Linked DNA regions of Mus musculus: all the other regions are linked to region 3. The links are chromatin loops, found by intact Hi-C in ENCODE. Cell type or tissue: heart. All regions are shown on one strand.

Evidence for each region. Hi-C counts contacts between places; a loop is a spot of excess contacts. Peaks named below come from ENCODE experiments on the same cell type or tissue, not always from the same donor. Only the 100,000 strongest peaks of a DNase experiment are listed, where the experiment ranks them.
Region 1: a loop joins it to region 3, with 2.5 times the contacts of the local background. A loop is called at or near these places in 14 of 42 quality-filtered maps.
Region 2: it touches region 3 in a loop (2.3-fold over the local background); 2 of 42 quality-filtered maps call a loop at or near these places.
Region 4: a loop joins it to region 3, with 2.0 times the contacts of the local background. A loop is called at or near these places in 9 of 42 quality-filtered maps.
Region 5: a loop joins it to region 3, with 15 times the contacts of the local background. A loop is called at or near these places in 21 of 42 quality-filtered maps.
Region 6: a loop joins it to region 3, with 2.7 times the contacts of the local background. A loop is called at or near these places in 5 of 42 quality-filtered maps.

What each region holds. Positions count from the first base shown.
Region 1 is chr9:55,389,534-55,394,533 of GRCm38, forward strand. All of the region lies in intron 3 of Tmem266 (transmembrane protein 266), which reads left to right. Among named protein-coding and RNA genes, the nearest start is that of Tmem266, 65 kb to the left of the region's middle. In heart, no CTCF peak of the experiment used is centred here; a DNase peak (open chromatin) is centred at 2,948; H3K27me3 peaks cover 1,624 bases.
Region 2 is chr9:55,206,227-55,211,226 of GRCm38, forward strand. Ube2q2 (ubiquitin-conjugating enzyme E2Q family member 2) reads left to right here. Exons shown (of 13, transcript NM_180600.3): 13 at 1-1,303. Fbxo22 (F-box protein 22) reads left to right here and starts at 2,709. Exons shown (of 7, transcript NM_028049.2): 1 at 2,709-2,962; 2 at 3,127-3,265. The coding sequence starts at 2,826. In heart, a CTCF peak has its summit at 2,843; a DNase peak (open chromatin) is centred at 2,725; H3K4me3 peaks cover 2,101 bases; H3K27ac peaks cover 1,614 bases.
Region 3 is chr9:55,309,040-55,314,039 of GRCm38, forward strand. No RefSeq gene overlaps it. Among named protein-coding and RNA genes, the nearest start is that of Tmem266, 15 kb to the right of the region's middle. In heart, a CTCF peak has its summit at 2,729 (motif pointing left); a DNase peak (open chromatin) is centred at 2,732.
Region 4 is chr9:55,222,529-55,227,528 of GRCm38, forward strand. It overlaps Fbxo22 (F-box protein 22), which reads left to right. Exons shown (of 7, transcript NM_028049.2): 7 at 712-1,905. The coding sequence ends at 1,129. Nrg4 (neuregulin 4) reads right to left here. Exons shown (of 8, transcript NM_032002.2): 7 at 4,088-4,226. Among named protein-coding and RNA genes, the nearest start is that of Fbxo22, 16 kb to the left of the region's middle. In heart, no CTCF peak of the experiment used is centred here; a DNase peak (open chromatin) is centred at 3,033.
Region 5 is chr9:55,022,027-55,027,026 of GRCm38, forward strand. Chrna3 (cholinergic receptor, nicotinic, alpha polypeptide 3) reads right to left here and starts at 4,536. Exons shown (of 6, transcript NM_145129.3): 1 at 4,305-4,536; 2 at 2,262-2,401; 3 at 2,120-2,164; 4 at 153-262. The coding sequence starts at 4,368. In heart, a CTCF peak has its summit at 2,087 (motif pointing right); a DNase peak (open chromatin) is centred at 2,065; H3K4me3 peaks cover 1,130 bases; H3K27ac peaks cover 415 bases; H3K27me3 peaks cover 3,021 bases.
Region 6 is chr9:54,730,254-54,735,253 of GRCm38, forward strand. It overlaps Wdr61 (WD repeat domain 61), which reads right to left and starts at 4,296. Exons shown (of 11, transcript NM_023191.3): 1 at 4,222-4,296; 2 at 1,134-1,184; 3 at 381-408. The coding sequence starts at 1,145. In heart, CTCF peaks have their summits at 2,062 (motif pointing right) and 4,333; a DNase peak (open chromatin) is centred at 4,248; H3K4me3 peaks cover 2,063 bases; H3K27ac peaks cover 1,571 bases.

The DNA.
Region 1 (5,000 bases), 80 kb after region 3:
ATAAATCGTATAGAAATTTATTTAAAACAACTCTCTGGTATACATATAATTTCTCATGAAAGACTAAAGAAAATTTACATACTAATGAGATGAAGGTATCTGTTTATGTTTACAGAAAGAATTAAATCTTGACAGAATCTTTGATATTCTAGGGTAGAACATCTTCAATAGTTAGATTTTTTTTTTTAATTTCCAATGTTGAGACAATCGCCTCACATAAATACATCACACAGAATGACAGAAGTATGTTTAGGGCTGTTTCAGATTTTTGGAGAGTCTGTCCTGACCCAAAGCCAAGATTCCTTTAATGATTTTTATTTTTGGAAAAGGGTCTCATTATGTAGACCAGGCTGGCCTCGAACTCTCAGAGGACTGCCTACCTCTGCTCTTGAGTGCCGGGCCTTTAGCAGTACTGAAACAAAGTTTGTTGGCATCTTAACTCTTAATGAGCAATTTTAAAAACCACCCATTCTGGGCCAGAGAGATGGCTCAGTGATTAAGAGCACTGACTGCTCTTCCAGAGGTCCTGCATTCAATTCCCAGCACCCACATGGTGCTCACAACCATCTATAATGGGATCTGATGCCCTCTTCTGGTGGGTCTGAAGACAGCTACAGTGTGCTCATATACATAAAATAAGTAATTCTTTTTTTAAAACCATTCTAATGTAATGGTTCTATAATGTAACCTAAATGTACTGAGGAAAGGCAATAGAAAAATATTAAAAGTTTCTATTTCCTGTAGCCAAGCCATTGTGTTTCTCTAACAGCAGAAGGTGTTGCAAATAGCCTTGAAACACTGTAATTCATAACAGTTAGTGTCTCAGCTCCAAGCTGGGGCGTTTGAGGAAGTGTCCTTTGAGATTTCCTGGCATGACAACATGTGATCAGATCCAAGGGTACAGTGGGGTTTGGTGACGCAGGCTGATTCGTTCCACGTTTCATGTTTGTTATTTGTGGGCATGGTACCAGGGACTGGACCTAGGGCTCACACATGCTTAGGCAAGTGTTTTTGCCACTAAGGTATCCCCAGCCCTCTTCTGAGCCTTCTTCTATGTTTTTAATGTATGTACATGTGTGTTCACATGCAAGCAGAGGCAAGAGGTCAATGCCAGATGTCCTCCTGAATCATTCTCCAGTGCATATTCTGAAGCAGGGTCTCTCAGTGAGCCTAAACTCACCGAGGAGAGGAGACAAGGCCTGCAGGCCGGCAGGCCCCAGGAAGCTGCCTGCCTCTGCCCGCCTGGCTTCTTACATGGGTGCTAGGGCGAGAAGTCAGTCCTCATGTTTGCATGACTGGTGCTCTATCCAGTGAGCCATCCTCCCAGCCCCATCTATTTATAGTTAGTTAGTTAGCTCTGTGTTTAGCAGCCTTTAACTATTGCCAGATTGTTCATCCCTCACGCTGAGGTACCGCAGAGGGGCCACTGAACTAGACCACTCTGAGAGTGGAAAGAGAGGTTTACTGGGAATCTCAGGGGGCATTCAGTCACATGACTGTCCCAGTTTGTTTTCCAGTGCTATTATGATCACCGTGACCAAAAGCAGCGTGGGGAGGAGAGTGCTTATCACACCTTACAGTTTGGAGTCCATAATCGAGACAAGCTGTAGCAGGAGCTCAAGGAAGGGACATAGAGGCAGGAACTGAAACAGGGCCACAGAGAAATGCCACCAACTGGCTTGTTCTTAACTCACTCAGCCTGCTTTTTTGTTTGGTTTTGTTTTGTTTTGGAGGCAAGGTTTCTCAGTGTACCCCTGGCTGTCCTAGAACTAGCTCTGTAGACCAGGCTGGCCTTGATCTAGCAGAGAGACACCTGCTTCTGCCTCCCAAGGGCTAGGATTAAAGGCAGAACCATCTGTCCAGGGGTAGCACTACCCATAGTGGGCTGCCATTCGTTAATCAAGAAGATGCCCCTCCAAACTTGCCTACAGGCCAGGATAATGGAGGCATTTTCTCAAGGTGGCCCCAGCTTGGGTTAGGTTAACAAAACTACTAACAAGCACAATGACCCTTAAGAGTAAGTTTAAGAAGCTAGGCAGGGGGTCTCCATGAGGGCCAAGGAGTCTCTGCATCTCTTGAAACCTTAAATGCAGAGTTGTAGTTTTATGTCTATGGCGTGGGGGGGGGGGGTGTGTGTGGCAAATGGTTATTGTTTTTGTCAATTATTGGAGAGCTTTGCTCCGAGGAATCTTCTGAGCCACGGGGGGGGGGGGGGGGAGAAGCCCCCTGCAGGCCAGACAGGGGGCAAACGCCTGGTGCTCCAGGCTTCATCTTCATCTCCGTCGCCCCTACCTCTAGACTTCTAGACTCATTCCGACCTCCCCTCAGATCTTTTCTTTGGGAACTTAATGGACAACAATCCAAATGTGCAACTAACGAGGTCTTCTGTCCCGGACACTAGAGAAACCACCTTCATTGCCTGTGAAGAACCCTTTTAGGATAACTGGAGAGTCCCCACCATCCCCACAGGCTCACACCAGGAGGACAACGTTTCCTCTGAGTGCATAGTGGGTTGTAGGGAGAAAGAGGCTTGGCCCTGAAGGAGCAACGCAAGCCCGGCCCTGATTGGTCCATACTTCACCTTTAAGATGAGGCTGTTTCTTTGTCAAGCTTGGGACCACTACCTGACCTGATCTTGCCTGCCTGCCTTCCAGGCCACTCCTATGGCCTGACCTCCCATAAAAGAGCCTTTGGGGATTTGCCAAACTCCATTTTCATATTCTAGAATTTATTCTCTCAAACTGTTACCCCAAACAACTAAGAATATAAAACAGAAGCCGCACCGGCGCTCACCTGCTTTCCACCCCCGGACTCCTCTGAGGCCTCATGAGGGGTGCCGGAACTTCTCTGGAATACCACCTGCCAGCAGGCCCATCTGTTGGTATTCTCTATTTGGGCAGCCCAAGCCCTCCCCAGAGCTGCCCCTGGCTTTTGTAGCACATGTTGGGAAATAGGGGCACGTCTGCCCTCTGGTGGCAACTTCAGGAATAACACCACTCCGGGACTTTGATGGGCTGAGGCTGCCTGAAAGAAGTTATTTTCCAGTCTGTGTCCGGGCTTCAGCCCAGTCAGTTCTTTTATTAACCACGCAAACCGGGTTATAAAAACGGGAAACACCGTCTTCTTGGAGTATACCTTTCCGCGGAGAGGGAACACACACTCTCCTTGGAATGTCTGAGTCACTTGCATTTCACAAGGAGTGATCCAATTCTAAACCTGGGGCCAGGCAGGAACCTGCAGGTTCTGCCTCACCGCTGGTTCCCATTCCCACTAGGGAGCCCAGATGGAAGTTACTTTAGAGTTGTACAGCCCCGTCCCTGTCTCTCTTGTTAAAACATAGGCACAGGCAAGCCTCCTTCCTGGTGGCCCTGGTTACCTTCTCTGTCCTGCTCCCAAGCTTCTGTCACACCACATACACCCTCAGTTCATCCTCCATAATAGTTGTCACCTGCAAGAACACTCTTGAGCTGGGTTCTCCTGAAATGCAGGCCCAAATTCAGTGGGTGTTGGGGACGATTTAGCTTCCCTAACTCCAGGAGTGCTCACATCTGAAGAGGCAGAACCATGGTCCACACCTTGGAGTCACCTCACGAAGTTATAGACCATGGGCCTAACCCAGAAATGGTGGCTTCATAAGGGACCTGGGGTATGGCTTAAACCTTGGGACTTTCCAGCAATCTCTGGCCTGGATGCTGATCCCAACCCCCACTTCCAGGCTTCTCTGCCTGGAGTCATCTACCTACAGCAGGTATCTTCCTTTGTCTCTTAAGTCACTGCTGTGCTGTGGGGTCACTGGGAGAAAAGAGGTTCACCTCAGCTGTGGTACAAATACCATCTCCTTGTGCAGCTCGGGGACCAACATGAATTTCCTCCCAGGCTGAGAGCAGCTGGTGACTGAATGCCAAGCTCTGGGCAGGCACAGCTAAGCTGCCACAGCAGTAGAGTAGGATAGGTAGACTTGGCTTTGCAATGCTTTGGGATTTGGCAGGAGATGGGTCTTGTCATGGGGAGTGGTTGCCCCAGCAGCATCTGCCCAGGTGCTAGGTGATTAGTGAGCTCTGCCCACCATGCAAGAGAAACCCTTCCTCCCTAAGCCAGTTCCTGGCCCATGTCCTGGTGTCCTTTGGGCCTGAAGAGAATGTTGGTACTAACTAGGCAGGTCTGTGTGTTTCTTCCCGATACCTATGGGCACTGCCTTTAACTTTCTTGACCATCACTTCCTCCTTGAGATCTCCCCCGCCATTGCTAAAAGTCCTTCCCAGGGAGAGTGGACCTCTCCTAAGGTTCTAACTACAGAAGGAAGCAGCATCCCAGCAGACTTCACTGTAGGAGACAAGTTCATTGGACTTAAGTACCGAGCACAGGAGTTATCTACAGGGGTGTGGTGGCTTCTCCCCCAAAGGTTATACCAGAAAGTCTTTACCCAGAAGAAATGGGGGCTTTCCCATAGCCGAATACATGGAGTCTCCCTTCCCTATTCTTCCTTGACTATGTGTGTGTGTGTGTGTGTGTGTGTGTGTGTGTGTTTGTGTGTGTATACATTCTAGCCCTGTGCAGGCAGCATTGCATACAACAGGTGGTAGGGAGTCCTGAAAACTCAGGTGAGGTCCCGAGTCCTTCCCACCCTTGATGAGGGGCTCTAAACAGTCAGGAAGCCCAGCTGGGACAATTCTTTCCAAGTAAGCACAGTTTACAAGCACAGGGTAGAGATTTCTTAGGCTCAGGGGATGGTCTTGCACACCTGACCACTTGGTTTTAAATGTCTGCTCAACTTCACCATCCTGAGTCCAGCACAGGCTCTGGGCTTTCCCTTAGTGCTCCATGGCCTTACAGCAGCTACAACTCATTTGACCCCCTTTCCCACTACAATGTACCTGGTTTTGCTGACTTGGGATGGAGGGACCACCTTGCCCATGCAGGGGGCACAGTGTCATTTGACATCCAGATCTTTCCCTGCCTCCTTCCTTTGTCCTCCCAGCTGCCTGAGCCTCTCCCTGGCT
Region 2 (5,000 bases), 100 kb before region 3:
GCCACTCCCTACCACCTCTTTCTTGAAAAGTGAAATCTTTTAAGCAGGGAAGTGAGCATCCGTTTACTGCAGCTGTGATTTTTACAGTAACCTTTCTATATTGAGCCTATGGGGTATGAAGATTTGCAAAATCTTGTTTGTTTAGAGCCAATAAAAGTTTAACTGATGGTCAATACTGGTTTAGAAATTTTAGGTCTTCTAAACCATAGCTTTTTCAGGTCTGAAATAATTTTATTGCCAAAATTATGACAGGAAGCCTCCTCATTAAATTGTTACACTTTTTCACGGTTGTGTGAAAGTTTGAACTAATCTAAAAGTATGATCGTAATTGTACCATATTAGCGTACAGCAAAACGAGGCAGCCACTTGTGAGCAGTAATTTCCACTGGAGCAGCAGGGTCCTAGTGGACCAAACCTGCTTCCTGTTGGTTCAGCATTTCTTGTGAGGAAGAGCCACAGTGCAGAGCCTGAAGTTCTAAAGTATGAGGTCATTTTACCTTTCCATTTATTAGCGGGGTGTTGCAATTGACGATAAACTAATAAACTTATGGAATGGTTGGCACAAAGACAGACTCTTTGAGCAAAATTATGAAAGATACCTAAATTGGAGATCCTTAAATTTTTGCTGTAGTCATGCAGTGGCTTTTACATCAGAAGACCAGTAGGAGTTCAGCCTGTGTTAATTCTTTTTTAAAATGTGACACAGATCAATGTACTTTGCATTTTTATTACCTTTCCTGAATCAATCCTCTTTGGTTGGTAATAGACTTTTTTGGATCCATGTTTGATTTGAATCTAGCTACTTAAGCACTTTTAAAAGAAACCTCGAAGCACACTCCTGCACGACCCAGTACAGAGTTAAACGGCTTTTCTTATATATTTGATTTGAGATTTTTTTTTTAAACTTTGCAAACCACATCTAGGAGATGTGGCACTTGTGCATTTTATGTGTGGTGTTAGTTTCTCTTGATTCTGTTGGTTAAGAGGGCAGAAAAGATATCTGGTATTCTTGGTCACTTGGTTACCCTAAATATATGATTGCCAGTGGCTCAGATGACAAGTGACAAGACAGAATTCTTCAACACATTATTAAGTTCCTTATGCCTAAGGCAAAATCTTGAATACATTATTGAATTCTAATTTCCTAATGGCTAGCAGATTGACAGCTGCACATTTGGCATGCTTTGGGGTTGGGTTTTTTTTTTTTTTTGATTTTATTTTTCATTGCAGATTTATTTGGCAATGTACAGTAAATTTTGTAAACTTGCATCAAGTTTATGAATAAAGAACCATTTAAAAATCAGTTTGTCACCTTTCCCTCTTATGAGATGCTATAATTCAGGCGTCTATAGGCTCTATATTGAATTTCTAGTGTAGGCTGTTTAAAGAGAAGATGGGGTGTGGGGAGGTTTCAGAAGTGGAGATGAAGATACTGAGAGGGATAGGGAACCTAGAATTGGTGTGTACACACATAGTGTATTCAGTTTTTCTTTAACCATTCCCTTACTGCGTTCTTTAAATTCAAATACATGTGGGTTTCTAGTGCTGTTTTAATTAATGTCTCTAATGTTCTTAGGGTACTATTAGCACAGTTCCTCTTGTACACTCAAGGCCTCTATACACACCACTATCTGTAGATCTCATCAGAATCTCAGCAGAAGGAAAGCCTTTTCTTTCCTTGACTGAAATTCCTGTGCCAGTTTCATGTTTGGTTTGAATGTTATGTCTCCATGTACAGCCTCCCTACTTCATTCAGAAACAGTTGTTTTTTCTGAAGGTTGCCTTAGCTGAGGAAATGTTCAGAAGTCCTCCTCTTAAACATACTGACCCTTGGTGTTCATTCCCTAGTCGTCATAACATGTTCCCGCACCCCACCCCCACCCCAACCAGTGCCTGGTGAGAAGAGTGGAGCCACAGAGCAGTTTGGAAGTTCTAGAAGTAGGATTTAGGGCTCCTGGAGAGCCCAGAGCTGCTGGGGTTTTTTATTAACGGGAAGCATTGAAGTTTTCACACATTCCCAGTGTATCGTGGTGTTTTGGAGACTGTATGATGCGTCCATGTTTGCTACTTAAGTCTTAAGGTTTCCAGAGTAAAGTGGCTGCTGCTTGTTGAGGGCTTGTTCATGTTTTTTTGTGTTATCTTACATATTTTGCAGTAGGGTCTAGATTGTTTTCGGCTTTTGACCCTCCTGCCTCCAGCTTGCTAGATGCAAACATGCATCATCTTGTCCAGCTCAAAATGTTCTAATGGGTTATCACAGTGTAAAAGATCTAGAAGCCAAAACAAGAAGCACCAGGTCAGGCCAAGTAGCTGGGGACAAAGTGCCCCTCAGTCAGGAGACAACCTATTCAGTTGAAATGAAGCAGCCTCTACTGTTCTTTCATTTGTGGTTCGGGAATGTATGGTGTTGGGCTTCATCCCCTGTGATTCTGTATGTAGCCCTGCAGGGAAGAGCCAGCAGGAGCCAAAGAATAATGGCTCCTGTGTGAAAATATCTATCTGGTTTGGCATGTGCTTTCTGTAGCAATTAATAGTGCCAAAGAATGGCGAGTGCTATTTATGTCTACTCGCTTAAAACTTAAGACCTAACGAGTTAACCAGATTGACCAAATAGTGTTTGCAGCCGGCTTAAACGCCAGGCTGCCTCCGGTCCCTTCCGGGCGGAACTGTGCAGGCCGGTGCACCGCCGCAGCGGCGTGTCCAGTACCGGAAGCGGCCCACCGGAAGTGGCGCGCGCCTGCTCAGGGAGCTCGGGTTGTAGGTGGTGCGCCGGCCGCTCCGGTACCCCTGAGACTCTGTAGGGCCTTCGGGCCGGTAGGCGAGGAATGGAGCCGGCAGGCGGCGGTGGCGGCGTCTCCTCCTCCACAGATCCGCGAAGCACCTACGTGCTGAGTAACCTTGCGGAGGTGGTGGAGCGTGTGTTTACCTTCCTGCCGGCCAAAGCGCTGCTTCGGGTAGCCGGGTGAGGGCGAATGGGGCGGGAGGAGACCTTCGTCCCGGAGGGTGGCGGGGTCGCCTCTGCCGGGACCTCTGCCCGGGTTTCCTAGTGCTTAGCTGGCGCTGCGAGGCTGCTGACGGTGGGAACCGGCCGCCCGGCGGCAACCCTTTGTGCTTTTGCATCCCCAGAGTATGCCGCCTGTGGAGGGAGTGTGTACGCAGAGTGCTGCGGACCCATCGCAGCGTGACCTGGATCTCCGCGGGTGTGGCTGAAGCGGGCCACCTGGAGGGACATTGCTTGGTGCGCGTGGTAGCTGAGGCGCTTGAGGCAAGTATGGAGTTATGCGTTGGACAGTCACTTGCAGGACTGGTGGGCCATCTTGGAGAACTTTTTAAAAAATCAAGATTGTGATACATATCCTTGCTTTCGTTAACTCGGAGAACCTATGCTCGTATTCTGGCTTTTGTAGTAAACGTCAGGTTTTGTAGGGGCGTACTGCGGTTTAGTCATTATTAGATGTTGGGCAATTGAAGTATCCAGGTGTCCACTATTACAAGGCCGTACAGAGCCTTCCTTAACTTGCCTCAATTTTGCAATGAAGGTGTTGGGTATCGCTTGCCCAGGGTCTCACACTAGAACCGGAAGAACTAAAACTTCTACCTAAATACGTAAACCACATTCCTTTTCTCATTTTTGTCCCTGGATCCAGGAGAGTCAGTGTTCAGGGAGGTGAAGACAGATTATAGAGCTGATAGATAGTGAATCTCCAGTATCTCACTGAGTGGCAGGGGCCCTCGTGAGGAAATTGCCAATTTGATGCCCTATTATCGCTTAGTATGTATAATAGGCAAATAGGAATGTTCTACTTAACCACAATATAGTCTCCACATTGGGAAGTTATCATTGATGTATGTGTCGATTCTTTTGGTGTTGAGTTTGGTTTTCAACTTGATCCAGAAAGAGGGAACTCAAGTTAAGTGCCTGCCAAAGATTGACCCGTGGACAAATCTGTAGGCCACTCTCTTGATTAATGTTTGGTGTGGGAGCCAAAGTGCCCCAGTGCTTTTCTTAAGAGCAGAAGGATTTGATTCTGTTCCCAATGAGTAACTGAAAGGCGCGCTCCTTTGGTTTGTATGTTTCTCCAACCTGACTTTCTGTACCAGCCCCAACACTTAAGAAAATTCAAGGCACAAGTTGAGTGTGACTGGGATTTATTAGATTTTTTTATCCCATTACCTTAAATTCCTTGATTTAAGAGGTGTCTGCCAGAAACTTCTGCCTTTAAATTTTCTGTCCTGTTGCAGTTAATAAGTATTTGTCTGTAGAGAAGCTTTGAAACTTACTTTTCATTCTCTTCCACTTTGTTCACACAGCACTCATACATACGCTTGGTCTCTTGTGTAGAGCTGTACCTGTTACTGTTAGACTCTCCTTGGTACTCACACAGTCTTTGTGTGGCTAGTGAGCACTCAAGCCAGTTTTATTGTCTCTTAGGGATGACCTTTCTTTTGGCACCAGTTGTCTTCAGCTTGTATTTCACCTGCTTCATTCAAGAACTTAGTAGTTTCACTAATAGTCTTGGTTTCTTTTAGTGGAGAATGGTATTTAATTTAGACTCTAAGGTCAGTACTGTGTAAGTCTACTCACTGTTTTAAGGGTTTGCTTCCTCTAGCCTAGACAGGAATATGTGTGTATGTATATGCATATGCAATTGTTCTTTGGTATTGTCAGGGTAGTCGATGCACCATATTGAATTCCACAGCTGCTCAAGTTCCTTATAAAGTGGTATAGTATTCTGTTAACCTATATTGCCCACCCTTATTTAAATTCAAATTTCTAGATTATTTATACCTCATATAAGGTATAAATGTAGACTATATTAGGAAATAAAGACAAAAAAGTTTGTAAATATAGCATAGATTCGGCCCCTCCCCCATTTTAAAAAAAAATAGCTGCATTTGACTCATTGGATGAAGAGAGAGGTGATGACTTTATGTGTGTCTGGAGCTGTATCTCTGTCAGTGCATGGGGACACATGAGTTGCCTTAGGTACATCCACTTC
Region 3 (5,000 bases):
TTGACATAAAACTAGCCACCATGCCTTCTGTCTTAGGGTCTCCATTACTCTGATGAGGCACCATGACCAAGGCAACTTTTATAAAGGACAACATTTAATTGGGGCTGGCTTACAGGTTCATAGGTTCAGTCCGTTATCATCAAGGCAGGAGTTTGGCAGCATCTAGGCAGGCATGGTGTAGGAGGAGCTGAGAGCTCTACATCTTGTTCTGAAAGCAGCTAGGGGAAGACTGGCTTCCAGGCAGCGAGGCTGAGGGTCTTAAAACCCACATTCATAGTGACACACCTACTCCAACAAGGACACACCTCCTACTGGTGCCACGCCCTGGGTCAAGCATATACAAACTATCACACCTTCCTTAGCCTCTCCTCCATCCAGTACTTGTAGATGCCAGCCGTTTGGCCCTTCGACTACTTAGGATTCTTGAGCTGCTCTCTAGGAAGCCCCCAAGGCCTTCACCTGTGACTCTGCACTGCTGTCACCCAAGCTTAAGTAAGTAGTTCCTGCCTCCTGGGAAACGCCTCACTTCCCACTTGCAGCAAAATAACCCTAGCCATAGTTATCCTTGATAGTGTCTGAAGGCAATGGACAAAGAGTAGCCTTCTATAGTCCACTCCAATTCTTCCTGGGAGACCCTTCATTTTCTGGGTGGCACAGATGACAGTTGTAGTTCATGCACATGGATCTGTGCCTACTGTAAGGACCCTTCTGCCAGCCCTCTCCTTTTCCTCCACCACAACGTCTGTCACAGCTCTCTCAAGTTGGGAGGAGCCTGAGCATGTGGCTTATGGTGTTTGTGCTTGTATAGGAAGTCCCAGTCAGACTTCCTAAATCAAGAGACCTACTAGTAACCAGGCTTTCATTTTTCTCCAAGACAGTTTGAGTCCCCTTCACTTTCAGTCATGGCTGAGTTGATAGTTTTAGTCTGTGAGCTTTCCCTTCAAGGTCAATCTAGTCTGACCCGTCAGGTTGGTTTGGATCCAGAGAGAAACTGTATCCCACCTTTGGGAATTGGAGAGAGACTATTCTAAGAGGATGCCTCAGTGGAATTGGTGCAGGGAGTCTTGGTTTCACTCTGCTGACAGGAGAGGTCTGTTGCCCTCAAAGGTAAATGCACAGCCATGGAACTCGTGTGACAAGCCCTGAGCTTTCTATTCCTTCTGACTCACCCCTGGGATGCTGTCTTAAGAACTAGTCTAAATTTGATTCTCAGACTCTGAAAAAAAAAAAAAAAAAGGAAGAAAGAAAGAAAACAATTTCTTCCACAGCAAAACTTGACCCTTAACACAGTTCCAGATCAATAATGCTGGCTGCCTTGGGGCACATTGAGCTATTACTTCATCCTGCCATTAGATTACGTTGTTTGTAATTTAGGAAAGGACTCTGAGATTTCTTATAACCAAGCTTTCGAGACTGTCACAAGACCACAGATGCAATAGGGATGTGCTATGTATTTTACTAGATTCTCCTGAACTTTGCATTTTCCTCAAACTCAGCCACAGCTGACACCCTTCATAGCTTCTTCTTTGTACATATCCAGGCTTAACTTCCAGCTTCTCTACTGCACCTTCCCCTCCCCCACATCATCCTCTTCAGCTTCTCCTCCTCTCCTTCCTCCTCCAAAGATCTCTTTCCATCCACACCCCTTTTTATCCAGACACATTCTCCCATCATGCACTTGCTCCAGAAACTCAAGGAAGAGAGAAAGCCATCCCACCCCTTCAGAGGACAGCTTTCCTCTTTTGCAAGGCAGCTAATAAGGATTGCAGTGCCAGCAGCTACACATCCCTTTCCCCATGCCCAGTCTGTCCCAAATATAATCCATATTAGGATCTTTCAGCCCTGATCCCTTCATCTGCACTAGCGAATTCAGAGGATTCATTGTGGCTTTTGATCCAACATAGCAACACATCTACATTATTCTAATTATCTGTGCACCCATGAACAATTAAAAACTACTGCTTCTCCTGCAGTAAAAATTTCTCTTTGGTACCATTCAGTTACACACCCCATCCCCCCAATCTGTCCCAAATATAAACCCAATCAGGACCTTTTAGCGATGATGCCCAGTTCCATAGGCATTCAAAGGCTCGCTGAGCTTTTGAGCTAGGCTAACAGTGCGTCTCCATCACTCCAACCACCTGCTGCATTCATGGAGAAGCTGCATCTGGTACTCAGTATGTGCCTGATGAGGTGTGTGCTCACCATCCAGTTACAGCCAGGCCAGTTTCCATAGCTATTGCTGTTATGAGCGTCCAATGGCCACATCAGCGCTGCTGCAGGAAATGACAAGGATGGGCTCACTGAGATAATATAATTAGCTATGTATTAGAGGGAATTAAAATGCCAGTATCAAACTCATTAACTACAAAAACTTGTAGAACACAACACAGAAAGCTGCCAAGAATCCTGGTCCCTTTCAACTTAAGCAAGCCGAAACCATGTGCAAGTGCACCAATGTGGACCCCAGTAGATAGGAAGGCTGAGCCATCCTGACCGTGTATGTTATAAGCCAAACTTCTCCAGAGAGGAGACAACAGCTTCAATACTCCACCGGGGACTCAGACTTGTCCCCCGCTTTATTAGACACAGCCTACATGTTCTAAAGCCTAGAAAAGACCTCAAGAACTAGAAAAGCCAAACTGGAGGAGGCAAGGTTAAACATGACACGCTATCTATACAGGGCTGCAGATTCCATGTCTAGCTCAGGAAATCCTAGAGCGCCACCTAGTGTCTAAACAGTTCGGGCTAAAGCCTTAAACCAGCCTCTGGTCAAAGGACTCTGCTGTATCTTGCAATCTGGCAGCACATTTTAGCCAGAAGTGCCTAAAGCTTCCAGAGTAGAAGCCTCCTCTTAGCCTATGTCCAATCTGCAAAGTGGGGGCCCATCAAAAGTAAATGTCCCTCTCTTCTACATGAGGTAAGTCTGACCTCCAACCAAGGCCACTATGATTAGGTTAAACCTGAAAAATGCCAAGTATACATGACTTTATTCCTAAACTACAAAGATCATAATGAAAAAGATTGATGGGGGGCTGAGACTATAAGGTTTCTGTATTTTCTATCTCCATGGAGATGAACTTTAGGTTGCCCTAAATCTTGGCCATGGGCCAAGATTACATTACTTATTGATAAGGGAGTAACTTTTTTCACCCTAGCACCTTCTATGGTTAGAATTCCAGTGCCCAATTCTCTTCACCAGAAGCTCCATCCATCCCCTTTCCACTCCTCTTGACCTGTACCATAGGCAACACCTTCTATTCATTCTCAAGTCCTACCATGCTGCTCTGTTTACTTCTGGGGTAGAGATACAATGTCTCGACTTCAGAGCCACTCAGGCGTTTTTTTTTTTTTTGGAGGTCCCCTCCCCCATCCTGTGATAGTCTGGAGCTGTCTGGGGCCAAAGATCCCTCCCTAGAGTCTACTAGAGCATCATCCAAAACACTCCTCTGTGGTCTGAGTTACTTCCATCCCTGAACACTAACAGTCACTCCCTTCTCAACTACCACTGATGGGCCCAGCAGCCTCCCCTGAACCCCCCCAGTTACTGAAGGCTAAAGCATAAAAAGCTCACAGCTTCTCATTGATAAATCCCTGGCTTCTGTGCTCATGTAACTCTTCATACAACACTCTTACCTTGGCAGTAAAGAAGTCAGATAGACCCTACAGGTTGGTCTATGACTGTGGGCCACAATGAGGCTGTAATCCTGATCTAACTCTAGTTCCCAATCCTTATACCTCATTGGGGCAGGTTCCCACCACAACCTCCTGGTTCACAGTGTTAGACCTTAAAGATGCTATGTTTAGTATTCACATTCGCCTAAACCCTCAGTTCCTCTCTGGCTTCAACGACAGGACATTTCTACCTTGCTTCACCTTTTCACAATTTAGATTAATTGTGGCACACTTATATACTGCTGGTGGGAATGGAAATTAGTCAAGCCTCTGTGAAATCAGTATGGAAATCCTTCAAAAAAAAACCTAACTAAAAATAGGACTACCATATGACCTAGACATAGCACTTCAGGTCTAAATTAGCATACTTCGGAGATACCCAAACATCTGTATTTATTACGGCACTATTCACAATCACAGAGTTCTCAGATCATCTATGGAGAGACAGTGGACAAAGAAAGGTGGTATATATGCACAACAGAGTTCTATTCATTTGCAGAATGAGATTCTAGCCAGGCAGTGGTGGTGCACGCCTTTAGTTGCAGCACTCAGGAGGCAGAGGCAGATGACTATGAGTTTGAGGTCAGCCTGGTCTGCATGGAGAGTTTCAGGACAGCCAGGAATCTCACACAGAGAAACTCTGTCTCAAAAACAAAACAAAACAAAACAAAACAAAACAAAACAAAATACCAAAGAAATCCTATCATTTGTTAACAACTGGATTGAACTGGAGATGGTCATATTCCACAGGTGAACCAGACACACACACAGATAAATATTGTATGCTTTCTCATTTGTGTCCTAGAATTCATTCATATATTCATACATCTGCCATGAAAACGGAGAAATGGATGGAGAGAGACCAGTGGAGAGAGGGCATGTGAAGGGAGAGAATGGGGAGAGGTGAGTACTAGTACTTGAATGAAACCATCTACATGAAACCCAACACTGTGTACTCAGAAAAGCCCAGCGTTTGCTCCCCCCACCGCTCTCCCCTTCCCTATCCTCTGAACACCCTCCTGTGCCCTCAAAGCTCACAGGCATCCTTGCAGAGCTTGACTGCTTTCTTCTAATTCACCAGCTCCTTTTTCTCACGCCCACCTCAGCAGCAGCAGCCAAGGCCTCCTGCTTGCCAGCCCTGTTTTATCCCTCAAACTCCAGTTAACAGTGTCCTAAAGTTACTTCTGAGTTTTCTTCTTCGTGTATGTTTTTATTAATTCAGTATGTGAGGGAGTGTACACGTGTACACATTTGTACACACATGCATGTGCGGGTCAGAGGACCACTGGCTGGAGTACTCCTTTAACCATGTGGATGTCCAGCTT
Region 4 (5,000 bases), 87 kb before region 3:
ATCCAAATGCTGTCTGTGTAGACTGAGCACATGAGTGCAGGTGCCCGCAGAGACCAGAGAGGTTACTAGTCTCTGGAGCTGGAGTCACAGGTGGTTAGGAATCGCCTGATGTAGGTGCTCAGAACCAAGATGGGAGCTTCTGTAAGGGCAGGAGCTGCTCTTTCCCTGAGCCACCTCTCCAGCTATCCCTACCCCAAGTTGTGAAGCTTTAAAATTCAAATGAGTCAAATTTCAGGCTCAAAGCAATAAACCAGCAGGGAAGCTGAAACCTGCAGAGTTGAAATTACCCTCCATGATTACATTTTTAATATATCTTTTTCATAATTTAACAGTGGATGGGCTGAAGTGGAGGAAGGTGCATGCTTTGCCTAGGTATCGAGGGGTGGGACGTCAGTCAGTGACAGTGCTTGCCAACACCTCCACTGCAAAGCCATGTCTATGTGCACCTACCTACTAGGTTCCGTTTAGAATGGTCAGATAGCGAGTTACTGGGAACTACTAATCCAGGAGGAGCTTTTGTATAGTGTATTTGTGCCTGAAAAGGGCAGCTGCTTGCCTTTTTTGATCTGCCCTGTTTTTTAATAACAGTTTAATTTTACTCCTTGTCTGAGAGGGATAAACCTCAGACCAAAGCTTAGGTTGCCAAAGGCAGCAGATCTTTTCCCCTTAGTCAGTCAGGAGGTGTTGATGGTTTTCTGTTTCTATTTCCAGGAACCCTCTGGATATTGATGCCACAGGTGTGGTTGGACTGTCATTTAGTGGGCACCGAATCCAGAGTGCCACAGTTCTCCTCACTGAGGATGTAAATGATGCCAAGACCGTCGAGGCTGCTATGCAGCGCCTCAAAGCAGCCAACATCCCTGAACAGAACACCATTGGCTTCATGTTTGCATGCGTTGGCCGAGGCTTTCAGTACTACAGAGCCAAGGGGAATGTTGAAGCTGATGCATTTAGAAAGTTCTTTCCCAGTGTCCCCTTATTTGGCTTCTTTGGAAATGGGGAGATTGGCTGCGACCGGATAGTCACTGGGAACTTTATACTGAGGAGATGTAATGAGGTAAAGGAAGAGGACCTGTTCCATAGCTACACAACCATCATGGCTCTCGTTCACCTGGGAACCTCTAAATGAGCCGCCTCGCTGAGAGCACCTTTCACACCATGTAACTTTGGGGGTTTCTCTTTTTTAGGAAAATGGAAACTCGGGATCCAAATATTTTAAGCAAAACTAGCTATGTGTGTTTTGTAGCTTTGGGTGACGCTCTGAGGTCACTTTGGGATGATTTTTTTAATACATAGATGAAGGACAGCATTAACATTGTAAGCACACAAGTCAAGAAGTGAGGCTGTGGTTAGGCGCAAGCAAAGCTGCCGGGGCTGAACTGCCCCAGATTCTGTAGCCACTGCATAAGCGCCCTGCGAGGTTGAGGGCCACCAGGAAGGTGGAGGTTTAAATAGTGCTTGATGAACTTTTAGCAGAATCATGACTTAAGAAAGGAGAAAATTGCCAGGCGTGGTGATGCGCACCTTTAATCCCAGCACTCGGGAGGCAGAGGCAGGCAGATTTCTGAGTTGGAGGCCAGCCTGGTCTATAGAGTGAGTTCCAGGACAGCCAGGGCTACAGAGAAACCCTGTCTCGAAACCCCCACACACCCCCCCTAAAAAAAAGAAGAAAGGAGAATTAAAGAACTGGTTTGAGAAGTTTTGCAGAAGCTGTAACAAATATTACTGACTTTTTACTTTTCTGATGAACAGTCTGTTTTGTTACTGTATAAAGTCGTTCTTTTTGTGAGTTAGCTTTTTCCTCTTCATAGTAAAGAGACTGCAAGGGAACAGCCTTTATCACACAGTTCTGAAAATCATCACCATATTTTGTTTGTACACCAATAAAACATACTTCCCACTCAACTGGTGTTGTAATTATTGCTGTTGATAAGAGGATGAAGGATATAACTGGCTCTTAACAGTAACCCAGACTGAGGGGGAGGTGTGTAAGCAGCAGCCCCTCAGTATCCACGTTTACATTGCACACTTTACTCATGCCTGCCTTCCCAACAATGGCGTGACCTTTGTTTGCTCTGTTCTTATTGCTTGGAATATGGGCAGGTCACCTTGGACACTGCAGAGATGTCAGTACTCCATTGTGGTGGGGATCACAGAGGGATCCTGGGTCTCTTTACACTGTGTTGTTGGCCCCTCACAGTGGACCCAGGCTGCCTGCTTCTAGCTTGTGTTACAGGCAGAAGTTAACATGGACTTGTTGCAGGATGTTCTTACAAGGTAACATTTCTGTATTGTTCAAAGGTTTGTACTAATAGGACAATAGATACTTTATAAATAAAATCAAATACAGGTATTAAAAAAGTAATTGCTGGTTTGTCACAAAAAAACAAATGCCTAGAAATGCCAACTGCTGATACTTAACGAAGCTGCAAAAAATAATCACATTTTTTTAAAAAAAGTGATTTGAGCACAGTAGTGAAGGCATGCTCACATACTGAGCTGTCATCTCAAGCAAGGCTTAGATCTACCAACAAGGCTTATCAATTGCTGCTTTCTCTGTATACGAACAATGAAAAGTGCTTCTGGGACTCTGGTTTGTTAGACAAGGGTTGCCTCAAGAATGCATTTTCACTCCCTTGATCCAAGGAAAGTGGAAGTGGAACCTTGAAGCCGAGGTATAGATATCCAGAACCATTACCTGTACAGAAAAGTACAGGCGGCCTGCATTCACGGTGTAATTCAGGTGTGCCACTGTTCTAATCCTTCGTTAATTGCTTAATGTGGCAGAGAACTGAATGCTGCTGGAATAGAAGGTATTGTCCTCTTAACAGCCCATTACCAGCTTTCTATGTGTGAATGCTTGTCCTTCCTCACCTGCCCAAAAGAGTCTCTGAGATTATCATGTTAAAAACCTCCTTAAAGGAGATTTTGTGGCCCTCTTCTGAGCCAAAGGGGTGGATCAGGCGTTGTCCTGCTGCTGACCGGAATGTAGCTTTTTGTAGAATAAAGGCTGGCAGCCAGTGGCTGGACAGGAAGTGGAAGGTGGGGCTTCCTGGTAGGGACTCTGGGAAAAAGAAAGGGGGAGAGAGGATACAGAGGTGACTATGGGTTTGGAAGGGATAGCTAGCCATGTGATAGGACGGGGCTAGATGGTTGAGATAACTTACATGAACTAATTGAAAGTCTGCCTAGCTAAGGCCTAAGCTTTAAGATATTAAAAGGTCTGTCTTTATTTTTGCTGAAGTGCCACCTGGGTCATCCAACAAACAGGCATACAAAGGCACAGAGAAATGAGTTCTATTCAAAGATAAATACCAGCAAGATGACTCAACAGATGAAGGTGTGCTTGCCCCCCAGACACAGGGTAAGTTTGATATCCACCGCCCACACACTGGAAGAAGAGAGCTGACTAATGAAAGTTGCCCTTTGACCTCTGCACACATGCCATAGCATGCATTTGAGAGTTCAAACACAGATAATCAAAAAAGAAGCAACATAAGCTGGCACAACTTACTAGAGACTTCAGTACACCCACAGGAACATGGTAAAGGACAGAATCTGTGTCTACAAAAAGGAAGGAAATGTGAAGAGACAAACCCCAACCCCTTAAGAGAAAAGACTAACAAAAGACCTCCTCACCAGGAGCTTTCAGAGAGGGACAATGAGGAAGAAAGCTAAAAGCTGGAATCAGAAAAGTATAAACAGGAACAGATGAACCCAGCATGAAGAAATTGTGGGATAGAGATACAAGCCACTGCCCAATCCAACATTCGTGTTGTCAAGGAAAGACATTTGGTAAAAACCATCCTTTTGTTATTAAAAATAATGAATTAGAAGTAGAGGGAAATTACCTCAACGTAAAAGCCACCATGAAAATGCCCACAGTGAAATCACACCCACTGGAGAAGTAGAGAAAGCGCCAGATGCACTGTTGCTAGGCAACATGGCTAGAGCCACTAAGCAAGTAAAAGGAAAGGCATCAAGCTGGAAAGAAGTAAAATTATCTGTTCATAAATTATATGATCTTATACCCAGAAAAGTAAAGATTCCACAAAAGACTTTCAGAACCAATAAACTAACTACTTACAGTAGCAGGGTGCAAGGTCAACACAGGAAACCAGCGTCATTTCTGTATGTGAACGATGAACAATCAAACAGTAGAGCATCAAGAAGAGTGAGATCCTGGGACTGCCATAGAAATGATGGGACACATCCATGATGATGGGCTGGAAAATTTAAATGTTAGCACTACCTAGAGCAATCTACAGAGTCACTGTAATCCCTATCCAAACCACCACATCACAGTGCAGTTTTTTATTTTCTGGACAGAAAAATGCACCCTAAAGTTCAGATCCAATCTCAGGGGACTTGGAATAGCCAAATCAATCTGGAATATTAACCTAGGATACGTCATCTGGTTGCAGAACAGAGTGACTCTTGCACCAGGTTAAGCTGATGGAACAGGAATCCTTAGATAAGCAACATCTGTATCATGAATAATTTTTGACAAAAGTACCAAGACTATTTTCAATAAGGAAGAGACAATCTTCAAGAAATGCTGGAGTTGGAACCTTAAGTAATACCATTATGAAAATTAACTCAAAAATTTAACAATAGTAGCTTAAAAAACTATACAACTTTTGGGAAATCAGGATAATGAATTTTTCAATGATTTTGTGGAGTGTTACCAAATATTTAGGGATCAAAAAATAGATCTAAACAGAATAATTAAAAATTAAAATTTTGTGCATAAAATATATCATACTTAAAGAACAAAAAGGTTATACATAGAATTGAAAAGCATATTTGCAGCCTTCAAATGAGGACTTAATTTCCAGAATACAAAACCAAAGTGTAACAACACACACACACACACGCCTAATTAAAAATGACAAGGGACTTAAAGTCTCCGAAGAAGATACATGAATGACTAACAAACAGTATGGCAGTATGGTCAACTTCACTGATGCAAGGGAAATGCATGTTAAGCCAGTGATAGA
Region 5 (5,000 bases), 290 kb before region 3:
TAACAGATGCCCAGTGCCTCCAGGGTGAACGAGTAAGCAGACCCCTTTCAGAAAGGGCCGAAAAAAGCCCAGACTGTAAGCATAGTGAGTGGCTGGAGGACCAAGCGCCCAGTCTTCCAGACCAAAAGAGTATGGGACAGCCAGCTCCTTACTTGTTGTAAAGCACGATGTCTGGTTTCCAGATCTTCTCTGCAGGGACTCGCATGAACTCCACCCCTTGGTAGTCAGAGGGTTTCCATTTCAGCTTGTAGTCATTCCAGATCTGACCAAAGGAGGTGGGGAGAAGACAGTAGAAGGACCAGCCAGGTTTTCTTGACAGACATGTCATTATGGCCATCATGGTGACAGACCACCCCTTCTTAGGGTCACTGAGCCATTTCCCTGCTGCAGAAAATGTTGGCCAAGGGAGCAACATGGGGGCAGCAAGGCAGACAGCATGAGCTAAAGCTGCAGGTTGCCCCTGCTCTCTAGTCAGCCTTCATGACTGGGAGCTTAATCCTTATCAACCAAACGGGAGCCATTAATCATTGCCTTCGATCACATTAGCCAAGATGGCAGCCTTCTGTATTTCTACTAGGTTCATACATTAAACTCCTTTTTTTTTTTTTACATACTTTGAAATCACTCACCAGCCAGGTGTAGTGGCATGAGACTGAGGCAAGAGGGTTGTGAGTTCAAGGCCAGCTTAAGCTACATAGGGAGTCCTAGGCCATGCACTATGAGACCGTGAATAGGAAAAGAGGGGTGAGTCAGTGACTAAGGGATTTGTTGCATAAGTGTGAGCATCCTCAGCAGAGATGGAATCCCTGAGCACACAACCCTCCCACTTCATAATCTCAGGGAGGCAGAGACGCAATCGCTGCGGTAAGATGGCTCCCTAGACCAACAGAATCATTGAGCTCTAGGCTCAGTGAGATGCCTTGCTTCAACAAATGATGCAATGACTGATCATGGAAGACATCCTCTATCAACGTCTGACCTCCAAATTCATGCACACACACCCTCACACATGTGCCTAGGCACATGCACACACACACACACTCGCACACACACACGCACACAGAATATGTGGGGTAGAGACTTAGCTTACTTGATAGGATGCTTATCTAACAGGCTCAGTCCCATCCAACGCCTAAACCAGGCATGGGGACATACTCCTATAATCCAAGCATTAGGAAGATGAAGGGCCAGAAGTTCAAGGTTCTCAGCCACACAGTGAGCTTGAGGCTGTCATGAAATACATGGGATACCCTCCCCCATCTCAAAAAAGCAGAATAATCCTTTCTAAATATAAGAGTTCCCCCCCTCAGAATGGAGCCTTGATTCCACAGGACCATAAAAGTGTTGAGCACAGACCACCAGAAGGAACAGGATGGGGCTGTGGCCACAGAGGAACATGTAGGTGGGACGCTTCGCTTGGCTCGCCAGCCTCTTCAAACAAAGGCTTGTAGGAGCTGAGTGCTAGGCTGGCTGAGCTGGCAGATGTCGTGATGTCTCCCAAAAGATCTGGCCAAAGCTTCCCTAGGGAGGACATGTGGGAACAGAACACCAGTGCTCTGCTCCTGCCCCATGCACAATGCAAGAGAACCCACCTCTGGCTTTGCAAGAGAAAGGAAGGATGTCTTCGTGAGTGTTACCAGAATTGGGGGTCAGGGGTCCAGTGTATGTGTGTGGTTCTGGCTGGCCTGGAACTCATTCTGTAGACCAAACCAGCTTTGGTTGGTTGTTTTTGGTTTTGTTTTTTTGTTTTTTGTTTTTTTTTTTTTTGAGACTAATGTCCCTCTACATAGCTCTAGCTGTCCTGAAACTTGCTATATATATCAGGCTGGCATTGAACTCACAAAGATCTACCTCCCTCTGTCTTCTGAGTGCAGGGATCAAAGGCTTGAGCCACAACACCCAGCTTGTTCAGTTTTGTAAGGGGGCTGTGGATAGAATTCTCTCTCCAGGTTGTAGCTTGTCTGTCTGTGATGTGAGTGAGGGAGTCAGCCCTCAAGAGCAGTCAGGTGACCCTGTCCCGGGTCCAGGAGTAGTGTCCAGTCCAGTTCCCCTTTTCCCCCAGCAACAAATAAGGCAATCACCACCAGGGGGCAGCAGTACACAGAACCTGGGTACTTACTTGCTTCAGCCACAGGTTGGTTTCCATGATCTGGTTTACTTCATCCTAGAAAGTGAGATTGAAGTTGACAGGTGACTGACCAAAATAAGGCAGAAGACTCCCCTAGAACCCCAGGGGCACATCGTGTGGCCCCAGCACTTACCACCTTCACCAGCTGAGACATAGACACCTCAAACTGGATGATGACAGGATGGGACACGTTAGCCACCGGCCGGATGATCTCGTTGTAATCTTCAAACAGGTACTGGAACAGGCGGTGCTCAGCTTCCGAGGCGCTGGCCACTGAAGGAGGTATCCCTGTCAGTCCCTGAGGAAATGCACCTCTCCCAGAGAGGGCAGCCTGCCCACAGACTGCCGTCTGCCAGGGTACTCTGCAAACTCGGGCTTCCAGGCTAGTAATGTTCCCTGGAAGTTACAGGCTGGGAAGCCGAGGTCGTGCACATTCAGTGGTTTAGAAGCCTGAGTTCTGAAATTGGGTACATCTAAGGAAAATCCCGGCAAACCGGGGGAAGCTGTGTGCGCTTAGGCTAGTAGCTCAAACTCTCTGAACCATCGTTTCTGAACTATCAAAGAGTATGCATGAATGCACCTCAAAGGTGGAAGTGAAGTGCTTCAGTCACTGGCCTGAGGCAAGTGCTGGAGAACTGTTAGCTTGGTGGGATCCTGTCAGAGAATCTACACTGTCTCTGTGTGTGTTCCTGCCATTTTCTTAGCTTTCTCCCCCCTTCTCTCTCTTAAATCTAGGTAAAGACTTCCTTATTTTCTTCTTTAAATTTTTCATTACATTAATGGAGGAGGGTGCATGCTGTGGCATGTGGGGGGCAGGCTCCAAGGGTGACTCAGTTCTCTCCTTCCACAATGTGGGTCCTGGGAATCTAATGCCGGTCATAAGGCTGAGTGGGAAGTGCCTTTCCCAGGAGGACCAGATACTGGTTTTTTGTTTGTTTGGTTTTTGTTTTTGTTTTCTTAATAAAACTCTAACCTTTACATAACCACCTAACCTTGCTATCTAAGAGAAAAAAAAAAGAGCTATTAGCGGCTCAAACCTTTATTGTTCCTCCAAGGAAGGTTGTGGTTCTCCTGCTGCCCAAGTGGAAAGATGACTCACCCTGGGGTGGAGCCACTCGGGGTTCCCCCAGGCCAGGAGCCCTGTTTTCCACCGTGTCAGAGATTACAGCCCCTTCACTCTCTCCAAATTCTGCAGGGGCTTGGTTATCATATCGTAGGAGCCAAGATGCCTACCGGGTTCCTGGCTGGGCTGTCTTCACATCCTCATCCCAGCCTTTACCTCTGGTCCCTGGGCATCCTTTGTTTACAAATCCACTCCAACTAAGCAAGACATATTGGCTCAAGCTGTCTGCTTACAGTACTAGGGTCAGTCTAGGTACAGTCTCGGGGGAGGGGGCCGGTGTAACTTATTTTCTTCAGGCTGTGATTTAGATTTAAGCAGGACCCATGCAGTGGAGCAGACTGTAATGATGCACAGCCACAATGCTGGTGTCGTTCCCCTCGCCCCTGCGTGCTCTGACCGCCTTCAGGGGAGCATCATAGCTGCTTTTCTGCTTCACTCGCCAGCCATCCTGGGTCTCTGGAAGGGCTTTTCTCCTAATAGGCTCCCCCCTAGAGCCTCCACGACGGCCTGGGAGGAGCGATCACGTCGAAGGTCTCTAGGCAACGCGATCATTTTGCGCAGAGACCCGATGACCAGAACCAGAGGCTTGGTCCTGCCCCAGCTCCAAAACGACCCGGTAGCTTTAGACAAATATTTAGCCTTCTTTGGCCGCATGTTTTCCCACTTAAAACCAAGCGGTGGGAGGAGGCAGATGCTGGAAGCGGGGCTGCGGGGCGACGTTCGGGACCGGGACCCAAACCTCTATCTCCCTAGCAGAAGCAGAGGGCCGGTTCTGGGCTAGTCTCGAGCCTCAGCTAACTAGCAGGTTTGGGAACAAAGGAGTAGCCAAGGGACTCAGTGGTAGGGACTGGGATGCGCGTGCACAGGCAGAACCGTGGGGCCACGCTGAGATTCAAGGCAAGTGGGTGCCTAGACTTCTAAGGCTCTGGTGGTCAAAGTCGTGCGGAAAACAGAGCCCTGGGCTGCAGCCTCGCACAGGAGACCCACCCGCCGCCCGATGGCCACCGCCCGCAGCCAGCCTAGGCTCCGGACCCGACCGCTCCCCGCTTGTACCTGGCAGCAGCATCAGCACCAGCATCAGCATGGACAGCGGCGGCGGGGGCAGCACAACACCCATGTCTGAAGACCGCATGGACAGGACCGGAGCCACTCTGGTGCTGACCACCACCGAAGCACAGCTAAGCTAGCACGGAGAGCGCGGGGTTCCTCCCGGCTTCGCGCCGCCGAGCTCCCGCGCACTTGCGCGCCCGAGTGCACGAACCCCAGGCAGGCAAGCGCTGCTAGCAGCCGCAGGGCGGGGAGGCTGGGAGGCCAAGGCAGGAGCTGCGTCCGTCGTGGGAGGGGCGTCGGGCCACGGTCTTCTGCGTCGATGCCTCGATGCCTCGCCCAGAGCCTCCCTGGACTCTTGAAACCTCTAGGCTACAGACCAGTCGGGATCAGGCATTGTCACCATGGCAGGAAGAAAGGGTCAAATTTCTGGCCCTGGCTTTCTGGCAGGTACAGCTCTGAGGAGGGCTGGGGGCCTATCACATGTGCCAGCTCTAGTGTAACTCAAAAGTGGACCGTGGAAGTTTATGCTCTTAAAGTAACTATTTTCAGCACGATGCTGTGTGTGTGTGTGTGTGTGTGTGTGTGTGTGTGTACACAGCATACAGTTAAGAGGGACTCGATGGCTTGGGATGGAAACAATATTGGCAAGGAGTTCCCCATGGTGGACGCAAGGGTGATGATATCTGGGAGGTTTTATAT
Region 6 (5,000 bases), 580 kb before region 3:
TATATATGTGTATGTATGTGTGTGTGTATATATATATATATATTTTTTTTTTTTTTAAACTGGGATTGGCCCTGTGCATGTGAGGCAAGTGCTTTACCATCAAGCCATATCTCTAGCCTTTTCACTTTTTACATTAAGACTAGATTGGCTTGAACTCACGACCCTACTTACTTCCTAGGCAGCTTGTATTACAGGCTTGCTCCACCAGACCCAAAATAGCTATTTACTTTTTCACTGAGTATATTTGCTTTTGGCTGCCATGGCCAATGCAAAGTTAATGTATCTAGGATCTGTGTGTCAGGTTGGTGTGATAAAATCTTAAAGAAACCAGGATACATTTTTTTCACAAAAGAATTTGCTTGAAGAGGTAGGCTGCTTACCTTGCTCTTGCTTGAAGAGAATACTGTACTACAAAAGAAGAGAAGTCAGTCAGTGATAGATCTCAGTTATCTCGAACCCCCCCCCCCCCAAGTGAGACAGTTCACTACAGCAGCAGCAGCTACTCCCTATGCCCCCTCCCTGACCATCCTACACATCCTTGGTACCTACTCATAACACCCTTGTATAGCTACACCAGAGAAAAATCAGTTCTTCATTCTGTCTTTGAGGTGAGGGGCTTTCTAGGTAGCTGGGGTTGGCTTCAAACTCTGTAGCCAAGGCTTACACAAAACTTCCCGCTCCACTCCCCTAAGTGTTGCCCCCACAGGTGTGCCCCACCCTCACCAATCTAAGACCAGTTACACTTTCTTCACCTCAGACCTAGGAGGAAGCTGAGTCCTGTTTGAAATCTAATTTTTACAGTTGTATGAGACAACACAGTCCATACCGTTGTCTGTAATCCTATAGGTGCTTATTGACTGTCCTACCTCCTACTGACTTTACTTTTATCTATAAATTCTTTTAAACCTCCTCAGTCCCCCTCTAAAATGTGGCAACAGCATGAAGTAATCTTAGTGTGGTGCACTTTCAAATGCCACCTAACCCTATGATGAGGAGGTACCCAAAGTCACCTAGGCATCTAGGAACCGGGCAAGAATTAAAAAATCATTTCCCTAACCACACACTCAGGCAATCTATTAAGTCTGAATTTGCCAGTAACTAACTGAAGCTTTCCCTCTCACTGCAGACCTTACCTGGTTGGTCATTTCCTTAACCAAGGATGAAGCGCTAAAGGCCAGACAGTTCTGTGGAAACAACACCAGGGTTTCCGTCAGTAAGATGATGTGTTCAGCACAAGGAGGCTGCACAGGTTCCTCTGCACCATGGTGACACCGTTATAAGATTCTGATACCTCTCTATGGATCAGTCCCTGCAGGCCCCATCACAGTCCTATCATGTGGTGGTGTGTGATCTTTCTCCCAGGGGGTCAAGAAATACACACTGCCTCCATCCATGGATTATTTCCCCAAATCTGAAGAGGGTGACCAGTATGTGTTCCCTTCTCCTTCTAAGAGACAGAATTACAGGCCATCTTCATTTTAAATTTTCTTCATCTTAGAAAGCAAACAAGGGAGTCCAAGACAGTAACATTCTTACATGCAAGAACACACACAGGGGTCTCAATCAAAAACTGCCTTTCGAGACCTACAGATATGTAAATAAGGCTGCAAGGTAACAAACTGGTGACAGTTTTCAAAGACTAACATATTTTATGAACAGGCTCAACATATTTTATGAACTGATTTAATTTCATTAAAGTTCTTAATTATATTAAGCTTTTTAAATTTTATTAACCTTAGATTTATTAAACATCCACACACACATACGCCCATACATTGAGTTTATGGATATGTGTGCATTCGTGTATTCACCTGCACAAATTGTCAAGGGACAATTTGTGGAACTCAGTTCTTCCCCAGGTAGGTGTTAGGCGTGACAGTAAGTGCCTTTACGTGCCCAAGGCCTTGGTATGTTTTGCACACCACTTAGCTAACAGACTTGCAAAACTTAAACCTTCTCTCTGGTTGTTTTCAAATACATAAAATACACAGCATTAGAAAGAAAACCTAGTATGTGCTCACTCTCTGTGGTAACTATGTTCTATAAAGTTACCACTAGTGGGCAGTATCAGACCATTCCTCTGGAGACTCAGAGGTAGGCCACTGAAAGCCTCTGGGACACATTTTTGTCAAGTGCTCAATATGTAATCACATGCTATGGTTTTGCTTTGTTTTGTTTGCATATGACTCTGTTTGACCATACATTAGTAATTCACTAATACTGAACTCAACCTAAACAGGGCTTATCTAAAATACTTATTTTTCTCTCTAAGACTCATTACAGCTTTCTTGCACTGGGCAAGAACATGGGCTATCACTCCGGCACCATGCCAGAGGGTTACCTTCACCACGGGCTCACTACCAAAACCAAACAAGCAACCAAAACACAAAAATGAGAAGGCATGGCACTAAACCCCAGAGAAAAGACACTTTCTCATAGAGTGAGAGCAGAAACAAGGCAGAAGCGAACTCAGAACTGGGCATCACGTGACTCAAAAGATTCAACACCCTGCACATCTTCTAAAATTATAAATAAATATAATCGAGTATGAAAATTCACAAACAGAATCTAGGCATAGGCTCTATGTGGAAAACAATCTTGTCAAAACATGAAAACCAAACTTATGAGAGCAAAACACACATGGCTCCTTATCATCACATTCTATAAGAATCAGCAAGTCTAAAAGATGCCGCAACCTCAGGACATAAACAACATCCTGCCAGCAGTTCCGTAATCCTAATTGTTTGGAGGTACTAAGCCTGGCTTTCTGGCAAGACCCTGTCTCAAAACAAACAACAATCCCATCACAACATTCTGATATGAAAACACCTGTGATCGCTAAAGCCGTTAACAAAGTCATATTTAATACTTGTTATGTGAGAATATAACATAATGGGAGAATATGCTAAATTTCAACTAGAAATTAACAAATATAAGAGTGTGAATTGTCTTCTAATCCATGTTCACAGCCCCTCAGTTCCATCCTCACTTAACAGGCCGTACATACAGCTCAGACATCTGGGCTCATGCTACCTGCTTCAAATATGCAAACCAAAGACTAACAAATGTTTACCAAGAACAGAAACTCAGACAGACACATGATTTCTAAATAGTCCTGGCCTAAGAGATCTTAATCAGGTGTGCTGACTTGTGACTGTTACTGATTTGTGACTCAAGAACAGGACCTTGCCCAGACTAGAAAGCTCTCCTGACAATTTGGCTCAAACAAGTTGAGACACAAACTGCATGAAGACCAGCCCTCTTAGTGATACTGCCTCCTCTCTGCCCATACGAACCTCACACTTGGCAATAGAGAAAAACGACAATTTTACAAGTAAGAAGGTTTATAGGGAGTCAACTTTTAAAAAGCTACCCTCAAAATAGGGTGTGCAGTTCCATCAGGCTGAACCTTTGAGGACGTACTGCATCAGATCCTATTTTAACTATTATACAGATTAGCTCACTGAACCTTCCTTAACGCCGTTTAGTAGGCACTCTTACTAGCTCCGTTCTTCTGGCTAGAAGAGAGAGGCTTAGAGCAGCTGACGGAAGCGTAGGTAAATACACAGTTCCTACTACTAAGACATGTCTCATGACAGGTAATTTCAGAACCAAGAGAATCCCAAGAGGCCTCTATGCCATCTCTCTCTTTAGGAAAATTTCCAGTTATCGGGGCTGGATTTAAAGGTCCTTCTTCAGGCTTCCCAGAGACTAACCCATGCGTCTATGAAAGTTTCTCAGGCACGTCTGTAACGCACCATACCACATGGTACTTGAAATAAAAGGAACTCACTCTCTGCTTAGTGTTCAATGACGTGAAGCTTGCTACCTAACAGCGTGGCTAACTACTATAGGACTGGTATTAAGAGAGTCCTCTATCTAAGGGGAAACTACTCCCCTCCCCAGAGTCCTCTATCTAAGGGGAAACTACTCCCCTCCCCACCCCGCAAAGAAGCCAACCCTCATTTCCGGGATGCACAAAACATTATCTGGGAGCAAAATTAGTCCACCTATGGGCCTTCTGTCTGCCCTTGGGACTCGTGCCTCGCGGACTAGCCAAGTTAAATAGAGTCACGAAAGCCACCCTTGGACTCCTGGAGCCTCCGTGAACAAACCTGCTGTGGTGGCCTCCAACTCTCCCGGTTCAGTCGCCCTCTCGCCCTAGTAGGCAACAGCACCAAAGACCACCATTCCCCAACTCTGCCCAGCACACCAACTCACCACCGTACAGCCAGCCGCACAGCACGCCTGACGTCAGTGGAGCACGACCGTGGCGCTCGTGGATGAGCTAACGAAGGGGCGGGGCCTCTCCTGGGATGCGGGCGGGACCGGCAGAGCGCCCCCCTGCTGCCTTGGCGTGCGGGGTTGGGGTGAGGGTGGAGCCAGGGAGAGTGGGCGGGGAGTACCTAGGGCAGCCTGCTGCTAACAGGCTTCAGAAAGCTTCTCTGATGACTTCCCGGGTTCGTTTTTTCTTCTGTTTTTTTTTCTTTCTTTTTTTTTTTTTCCCCGCTTTTTCTTCGTCCTCTTTTTCTTTCCTTCTCCTTTCCAGCCCAGCCTCGCCCCCCATCTCCCACAGCAAAAAGCTCGAAAATCATTACAATAAAGGTTTTCTAAAACAACCTAGCTCTGTAATTTTTAAAGTGCCACATTTTAATATTGTTAAAAGTTGTGTGCACGTATGGGAGTGTGCACACATGTCATGGTGTAGAAATGGAGGTCAGAAGACAACTTGAGTGTCTTAGTTGTCTCTGTCACGTGGAGCCCAGGAATGGAACCCAAGTCATCAGGCTTGAAGGCGGCCACTTTTATCTGCTGAGCCATTCCCTATATATTTTTTTTTAATAGCGCATAAATTCAAACCCAGGATGTTGCCTATGCTAGGCAAGCATGCTCCTGCTGGCCTACATCCCAGCCATCTATTTATTTATTTAGAAACAAGTTCTCAATAAATTGCCTAGGCTGGCCTATAACTTACTCTGTAACTCTGTAGCATAGGCAGT